Regions from separate parts of the Homo sapiens genome. Here region 2 is linked to region 1. Evidence: chromatin contacts called from ENCODE Hi-C or POLR2A ChIA-PET data. All regions are on one chromosome and are shown on one strand. Each heading gives the region's core, a stretch centred on a gene start or an enhancer-like site at or near the end of the contact. The rest is flanking DNA. Distances are from core to core; before and after follow the strand shown. Region 1 overlaps LOC124907762 (a long non-coding RNA gene). Region 2 overlaps EPCAM-DT (EPCAM divergent transcript).

Region 1 (3,816 bases), core at 157-2,656:
TATCCTCAGGGCCTGGATCAGGGCTGGCCCTGAAGAGGTACTCAGGAATGTTTGGTAAAGAAACGTTCTCAGCATTTGTCTTCCCAGCTGACCAGGAAGGTTCCACTTGATCCTGGGCACCCGTTCTGGGTACAGCATAGGCTATTGGCCAACACATGCTCAGCTGTGCCAAAGATGAGAGGAGCAGGGCATGTGCCTCGGGCAGCTCTGGTAGTTTCATTAAGATTCCTGTTTGCTGGGTATGTCGTGGGGAAGCTGATCATGGTGTTCCCACCACCACGGCTAGCTGGGAAAGCCTTGTCTCACCTACCTCCATCTCCTGCTTCCTGGGCACCTGCTTGCGGGAGAGAGAGAGAGCAATTCAGGTATGCCACAAGGGGAACTTACCTGCCTAAATGCAGGTTTGTCAAGAATTCTTGTCCAGCCAGAAAAAATCTTGTCAGGCTGAAGCGAAGTGATACATGATTTTTTTTTTTAAAGTCTGCTTTAAATTTCTCGTGGCTTCCAAAAAAGCGGCTAGCATACTTCCATATGGGATAAACTGGTATTCCATTAGATTAACTCATGCAACATTTTCTGAGAACCTACTGTGCCCCAGGTACCAGAGATGCCACAATGAGTAAAACCTACCCCACCAGGCTGTGCCATGTGGCCAGAAGAGCCCAGATGAGGAGGCTGTGGGTCTCTCCAGTAGCAGGTGTGGGGTCAGGCTCGTGGTCATCTTAGCCTCTTCCAGTCCTGCTTGTCTGGAGTCTGTGTGATGTAGGGGCAAGAGCACTGAGAGGACGTTGAAGGCCCTGGATTCTGTCTCTTGTTTGTCCTTCACCCGCTGAATGTCTGACAAATGGTTTCTTCATCTGTAAATGAGAGAGCCACACTAATTAAAGGTCTGGAAGGGCCCTTGAGGACACACATTCCATGTTCTGTGATCCCCACTTCTCTGTGTGTGTTTTCTCTTTTTTCTCTCAGCACACTGGGGCCAGACACTGCCGCTACATGTGGTGGAACCAAGTGACAGAGGGGGAGTAAGCGGAGGCTGGAATTTCTCCCTCTGTTGGCTCTCCCTGACCACCTGCCTGCTTAGCCTCTCCTCTTCCCCCAGTGAAAGTGCTGCAGCAATCTCGGCCTTTGGCACTCTCCTCAGGAATTTATGAAGCTTGTGATGTGAATGATGGAGCCAGCTAAGCCTCCTCTGCACTGACAGCTCAGCACAATGACCTGTTGGGTGATGAAAGAAATGCCAGGTGCTTCAGGTGAATTGGCTGGGATTGGGTAACTCAGAGAGTTGGCTCCAGAGTGTGTGTGTGTGTGTGTGTGTGTGTGTGTGTGTGTGTGTGTGTATTCATGGGACCTCACTTGAGCCAATGACACACCCAGACGGGACCTGGGCCAGCGGGCGTTGGGCCTGAGGTAAACGCCTGAGTCACTTTTGTCAACAGATCCTAGGCCCTGTCCACATATGGACTGGGAACCATGACTGCGCCTCACAATAGCCCAGCGAGGGCTGGTGTTTTTCCACTTAGAGTTGGTTTTGTTTCCCAAAGCTGAGCCTAATCCTTTTAACCCTTGCCTCTGGACTCCTCTTGGGGAGGAAGGGAACGCTATCCTTGCCTCACCAGCTCAGGTGGTTGTGCAACCAGCTCTAGGCGCGGGAGGAGGGCCAGGCCGCCTGTGTGTGCTCTGTGGGCAGGGCAGGTAGGCAAAAGGCCAAGTTTTAGGGCTGGACTCCTTCCCTGTGGGCTGGGGAGAGGGCTGAGGAAGGCTCCTGCTGGATCCCGGGGTTGGGATGGGTTCCTGGCTGGCTGGACTTCTGCCTACCCATCACCCTCTGTGACAGCCCCTTTCTTCGTGGTCCGGCCTTGCCTTCTTCCTCACTCTCTCACACTCCCTGCCAATCTCAGTCTTATCTCTCCTGTGGCTCGACAGAGAGCTTCCAGCCCAGGCCTCTCTGCCTAGCCCCAGATGCCCAGCCTCTGCCCAGCCCCAGATGCCCAGCCTCTGCCCTCAGGTGTCTCCAAGTCAGCGTGGGGCCCAGAAATGAGGATGCAGGCTCTGAAAACCACATCACAGCTCTGATTCTTACAGGGTTTTCAATCACACTACGCTTCAGTTTTCTCATCTATAGATATGGATAATAGCTGTGCCCTTCTCAAAGGTCCCCCCATGTGGGATTTAAATGAAATAATTCATATAAAGTTCCTAGATCTTGGCCTAGCACCTATTATTTTATTGTCTCTCTTCTCCAGCCCCAAACCTGCTCATGCTGCAGTCTCCCCGGTCCTGGTTTGTGGCTCAGTGGTTCACCCAGGCCACCCTGTGTCCTGCCCGTGCCCATATCTAGTCATCTCTAGGCCGCAGTCCTTGCTGCCTCTGCATTCCTGCGGCCCTGTGTTAGTTTAGGGCCTCTTTCTCTCTTTTCTGTAGTAGTGAGTTCCTAGCTCCTGAGCCAGCTGCATGATGCAGTCCCCAAATCTGATACAATCCTAATACAACGGCCCAATCCGATCATTACAAAAAGGCGGAGGAGCTCGCTATCAACTCCAGAATCAAGTCCACAACCTCCAAGGTGTGCGCAGCCTGGCGAGACCTGGGCTTTGCTCACCCTTCTGGCTTAATTCTCACCACACACTCCCCTGTAGCAGCCATGCCAAACCACGGCCCACGCTTCCGTCTCCTTGCCTTTGTTCGTGCTGTTCCTGCTTTCTGCTTTACACCTTTCCTGTATCCTTCTTTACCTGCTAGATGCCTGCTTTGCCATCAAGACAATAATCTTTTTTAAATTTAAATTTAAATTCTTTTGACTTTTAGGTGTAGGGTACATGTGCACATTTGTTAGGTAAATTGCATGAAAGACAATCTTAAATACATTTACAGACCCAGTAGCCAGACACTGTACTAACTGTGATTTACATGTATTCATATAATCTTTTCAACAACCTCTTGAAGTGGGTACCATTTATAAATGAGGAAACTGAGGCACAGAGAGGTTGGTAAGTTGACCAAGCTCATAGAATTAGTAACTGGCAGAGCCTGGGTGCAAACCCATGCAGCCAGTGCTAGAACCTGCGCCTGACTGCTACGCTATGTCTCAAGCCCCTCGTAGGCACTGCCCTCCCACTGATGCCCACCTGGCCTCCCCAGGCACTGTTTGGTGCCTCCCCTTTGGTGCTGGTGACTACTGTTGCTTTGCCACAACATGTGTTAGTCACAGTGCTTTTTCCGGCGAACCTCTGGAGGGCAAGGACCGTGTTCTGTTCATTCTCACATCCCCATGGCCCACAGTGCTTGGCACCTGGTAGGTGCCCAATAGACGTTTGTTACACCAAAAGAGCTGGTGAATGAAATGTCATCTGTAGGACTTGTCAGAATGCCTTCTTGCTTCCATCAACCTTTGGCCCTCCATTTCCAAGACTTACCTAAGACTTGCCTCCTTCCTGAAGCCTCACCCACCCTCACTCTCTTCCTTTGCTGGAAGCCTCCTCGCTTGCACAAGGCTCATGTGTATATGGTCAATTCTTTTCCCTCCCTCCCTTCCTTCCTTCCTGACAGAGCTTTGTGCTTGTTGCCCAGGCTGGAGTATAGTGACGCGATCTCGGCTCACTGCAACTTCCACCTCCCGGGTTCAAGCGATTCTCCTGCCTCAGCCTGCAGAGTAGCTGGGATTACAGGTGTCTGCCACCACACCTAGCTAATTTTTTGTGTTTTTAGTAGAGACAAGGTTTCACCAGGTTGGCCAAGCTGGTCTCGAACTCCTGATGGTCAGTTCTTGATTAGGTTTGTTGATGGTAGAGGAGCCATACCGTTGCCAGTGGGCTG
Region 2 (3,930 bases), core at 1,072-3,571, 890 kb before region 1:
TTTTTTTTTTTTTGAGATGGAGCCTTGCTTTGTCTCCAGGCTGGAGTGCTCTGGCGGGATCTCAACTCACTGCAATCTCTGCCTCCCGGGTTCAAGCGATTCTCCTGCCTCAGCCTCCCTAGTAGCTGGGACTACAGGCACGTGGCACCACACCCAGCTAATTTTTGTATTTTTATTTTTTATTTTTTTGAGATGGAGTTTCACACTTGTTGCCCAGGCTGGAGTCCAATGGTGTGATCTCGGCTCACTGCAACCTCCACCTCCCAGATTCAAGCGATTCTCCTGCCTCAGCCTCTGGAGTAGCTGGGATTACAGGCATGTGCCACCACGCTTGCCTAATTTTGTATTTTTAGTAGAGATGGGGTTTCCTCTATGTTGGTCAGGGTGGTCTCAAACTCCCAACCTCAGGTGATCCTCCTGCCTCGGCCTCCCAAAGTGCTAGGATTACAGGCATGAGCCACTGCGTCCAGCCAATTTTTGTATTTTTAGTAGAGATGGGGTTTCACCACGTTGGCTAGGATGGTCTCAGTCCCTTGACCTCGTCATCCAGCTGCCTCAGCCTCCCAAAGAGCTGGGATTACAGGCGTGAGCCACTGCGCTTGGCCATGGTTCCTTTTAGTTTCATGATTCCTCCTGCCAGACCTCTGCCCATAACCTTTCCCTTGCCAAGAATGCTTTTCCTTTCCCCTGGCATTTATATAACTACTCCTTATCCTTCAAACTAGTTCAAACGGCAGCTCCCCAAGGAAGCCTTCTCTGACCTCCCAGTTAGAGACTCTTCGGGCATCCTATACTTTTCCTTTATAGCACTTCTTACACTAGCAATAAAAAATGTGTATGATTACTTGATTAATGTCTTTTACCCTGATAGACTGAAAGTTTCTTGATGGTAAGGGTCCTGCGTATTTTTGCTCACCATTTTATTCTAAGTTCCTAACACAAAGTAGGCACTCAAGAAAAGAACTACTGAATGAACGCATGTTTAGAAGACAGAGGAGAAACTCCACATATGATAGACTAGAACTACGCCCTCCAGGATACCCCTTTCAAGCCAAGGATGTGTGGACCCCTACATCACGGTTCTTTGAAGTCCAGTCACATACCTGGGGCAAAGCAATCTCAAAATAGCCAGTGCTAGTGTGGGAAAAGCTGTTACTCTATCGGGGCAACTGTCCTGGCCAGAGATTAAGTGACAGTTTACTTGAGAAAGGTTGACCCAGAAAACCGTCCTACAATATGCAACATGCATGAGAGAACCTGATCAAATCTAAAAATAGCTCCATCACTGGAACTGGAAAAACTTTAGTGAGGATTCAGCCTCTCTCCTTGCAACCTCTACCTCTATGGAGACTTTGATCTTTTTCACTGAACTACAGAATCCCAGAATGGTAGTGCTGGGAAGCGATCTAGTCTATTGCTCTCATTTTAATTTAATTTTTAATTTGAAGAATTTTCTATAGAGTCAAGATCTTGTTATGTTGCCCAGGCTGGTCTTAAACTCCTGGCCTCAAGTGATCCTCCTGCCTTGGCCTCCCAAAGTACTGGGACTATAAGCATAAGCCACTGTGTCCAGCCTGCTCTTATTTTAAAATGAGAAAATTAGCTTCAGGGAGGTTTAACTATTTCCCCTGTACCACCCAGGCAGTCAGTTGCAGAAACAGCTCAGACAGGGGCTTTCTAGCTTCACCGCAGTAATGCTTGGGTTTGCGATCTGGAAGACCAAAATAGACACACTTTTATCAACTAAGACAGGTTCTAAGGTTAAGGAAACAAAGTTACCTACGGGTCTATCTACTGGTGGAGGGTTCAGGACCCAGCTAGCATGGCAAATTGCTAAATTCCTGAGGCTCTAAACTCCCTAACAATAAGAGATATCAGCCCTCTCCTAACTCAGATTTACAATCCAAACCACTACAGCCCTGACTGCACAGCAGACCAGCCTTACAAAGATTCTTTCCTGAATAAGCTACTTCAGACCTTAAGCCTTAAGCCAGTTTCAGCCAGCTTACAGAAGCTGCACACAAACTGTCTTTGTGTGCTTTAGTTCACCTTTTCACATAAAGCACCAAATTCCATCTGATTTTTATGCCAAAACCCTGCCCAAAGTGAACATGGAATATATGTTACCTATATGCTTATCCATCATCCATGCGCTAGGCTCCCTTCATAATTATGTATAGCTTTTCCCCAAAACCTGATGAATATGTATGACTCTGTTGTGTGATACACGCCCTGTGAAGCAAGAAACCCAAGCTTCCTTCCTCACTTCAAAGAGACAGGACCTTCTGTCCACACTGGAGACTTCCTCTTTCTGGGTTGCAAACCAGTATCACCAATAAAGCTCTCCTTTCCACTATTTAGCCATCCTGGTGGTCTTTTGGATGACAGGTTTGACACCACCTAGCTTTTAGGCATCTTGGATGCTAAAGACCCTGCAAGATTTATGTTCTTGTGGGTCACCCAAAAGGGAGGCAGGTGAGCGGGGGCTTATTTCCTACTTCTCTGGTTCATTGTCACAGTGAGCAAAAGTCTCAGCAAGGGAACCCATGCAAACCACTCAAGTTCTGGGTGAAGGATCAAGGGAACCCAGGCAAACCACTCAAGTTCTGGGTGAAGGATACCTGGAACAGAGACTGGAATATGGCAAGATAAAGGATAGGAACTTGGGTTCCAAGGGCTGATCTTAGCTCTACCACCAGATAGCCTGGGTTATCACTTGGGAAACACACTGTCCCTCTAAAATTTGTTATATGGGTTAATAATACTGACTTCAGGCTATTGCGAGACTCAAGATAATGTACTAAAGACCTTTAGCACAATGTCTGACATCTGGTGTTCAATAAGTGGTGATATTGCTCAATTTCATTCCAATTCAAACTTATAAACATCCATGGGAAGTCTGCTTTATAGACAAGCAATAGGGGAGCACAGTAATTATTTGGGAGGGGAAATCTCAGCAGTTCTTCCAAGTGACACATTCTTTCTTTAGATATGTTAATACCTTATTTAAAAAAATTTTTTTTTTGAGACAGGGTATTGCTCTGTCACCCAGGCTGGAGTGCAGTGGTGTGATCTTGGCTCACCGCAACCTCTGCCTCCCTGGTTCAAACGATTCTTGTGCCTCAGCCTTCCCAAATAGCTGGGATTACAGATGTGCACCACTATGTCCGGCAGATTTTTATATTTTTAGTAGAGACGGGGTTTTGCCATGTTGGCCAGGCTGATCTGGAACTCCTGGCCTCAAGTAATCTGCCCACGTCAGCCTCCGAAAGTGTTGGGATTACAGGCATGAGCCACCAAACCACTGAGCCCGGCCCTAGGTATGTTAATACTTTAAATCAGGTTGCAGTCAAGTCCTGCTGGCCAGCTGAGGCTCTTGCAATGACTTTGCATATCTGTGCTCAATCCATTAGTCATAGGATTTACACTTCAACATCTACAGCAATCTTTTTTTTTTTTTTTTTTTTTTTTTTGTCCTGAGAGAGAATCTTGCTCTGTCGCCCAGGCTGAAGTTCAGTGGTGAGATCTCGGCTCACTGCAACCTCCGGCTCCCGGGTTCAAGCAATTCTCCTGCCTCAGCCTCCTGAGTAGCTGGGATTACAGGTGTGCGCCACCACACCTGGCTAATTTTTTTTTTTTTTTGAGATGAAGTCTTGCTCTGTCGCCCAGGCTATAGTGCAATGGCGCGATCTCAGCTCACTGCAACCTCCACCTCCTGGGTTCAAAGTGATTCTCCTGCCTCAGCCTCCTGAGAAGCTGGGACTACAGGTGCGTGCCACCACGTCCGGCTAATTTTTGGTATTTTTAGTAGAGATGGGGTTTCACCACATTAGCCAGGATGGTCTCCATCTCCTGACCTCATGATCCACTCACCTTGGCGTCCCAAAGTGCTGGGACTACAGGCGTGAGCCACCGCACCCAGCTAGAGCA

Evidence for each region. A loop is a pair of places that touch in the nucleus more often than their neighbours do. ChIA-PET counts read pairs that join two places held with the same protein, here RNA polymerase II (POLR2A).
Region 2: a map of HepG2 shows a loop between it and region 1 (17-fold over the local background). The contact joins two enhancer-like sites. A Hi-C loop is called at or near these places in 1 of 168 maps with a recorded cell type or tissue (HepG2). POLR2A ChIA-PET finds 5 or more read pairs at or near these places in 1 of 52 experiments (A549).

What each region holds. Positions count from the first base shown.
Region 1 is chr2:46,406,846-46,410,661 of GRCh38, reverse strand. It overlaps LOC124907762 (a long non-coding RNA gene), which reads left to right. Exons shown (of 2, transcript XR_007086306.1): 1 at 1-1,253. Among named protein-coding and RNA genes, the nearest start is that of LINC01820, 15 kb to the right of the region's middle. RefSeq lists an enhancer at 1,222-1,796. Within about 2 kb of position 1,406, at least 21 of the 41 ENCODE cell types and tissues checked have a DNase peak (open chromatin) inside an H3K27ac peak, as active enhancers do.
Region 2 is chr2:47,299,187-47,303,116 of GRCh38, reverse strand. All of the region lies in intron 3 of EPCAM-DT (EPCAM divergent transcript), which reads left to right. Among named protein-coding and RNA genes, the nearest start is that of BCYRN1, 34 kb to the left of the region's middle. Within about 2 kb of position 2,321, at least 6 of the 41 ENCODE cell types and tissues checked have a DNase peak (open chromatin) inside an H3K27ac peak, as active enhancers do.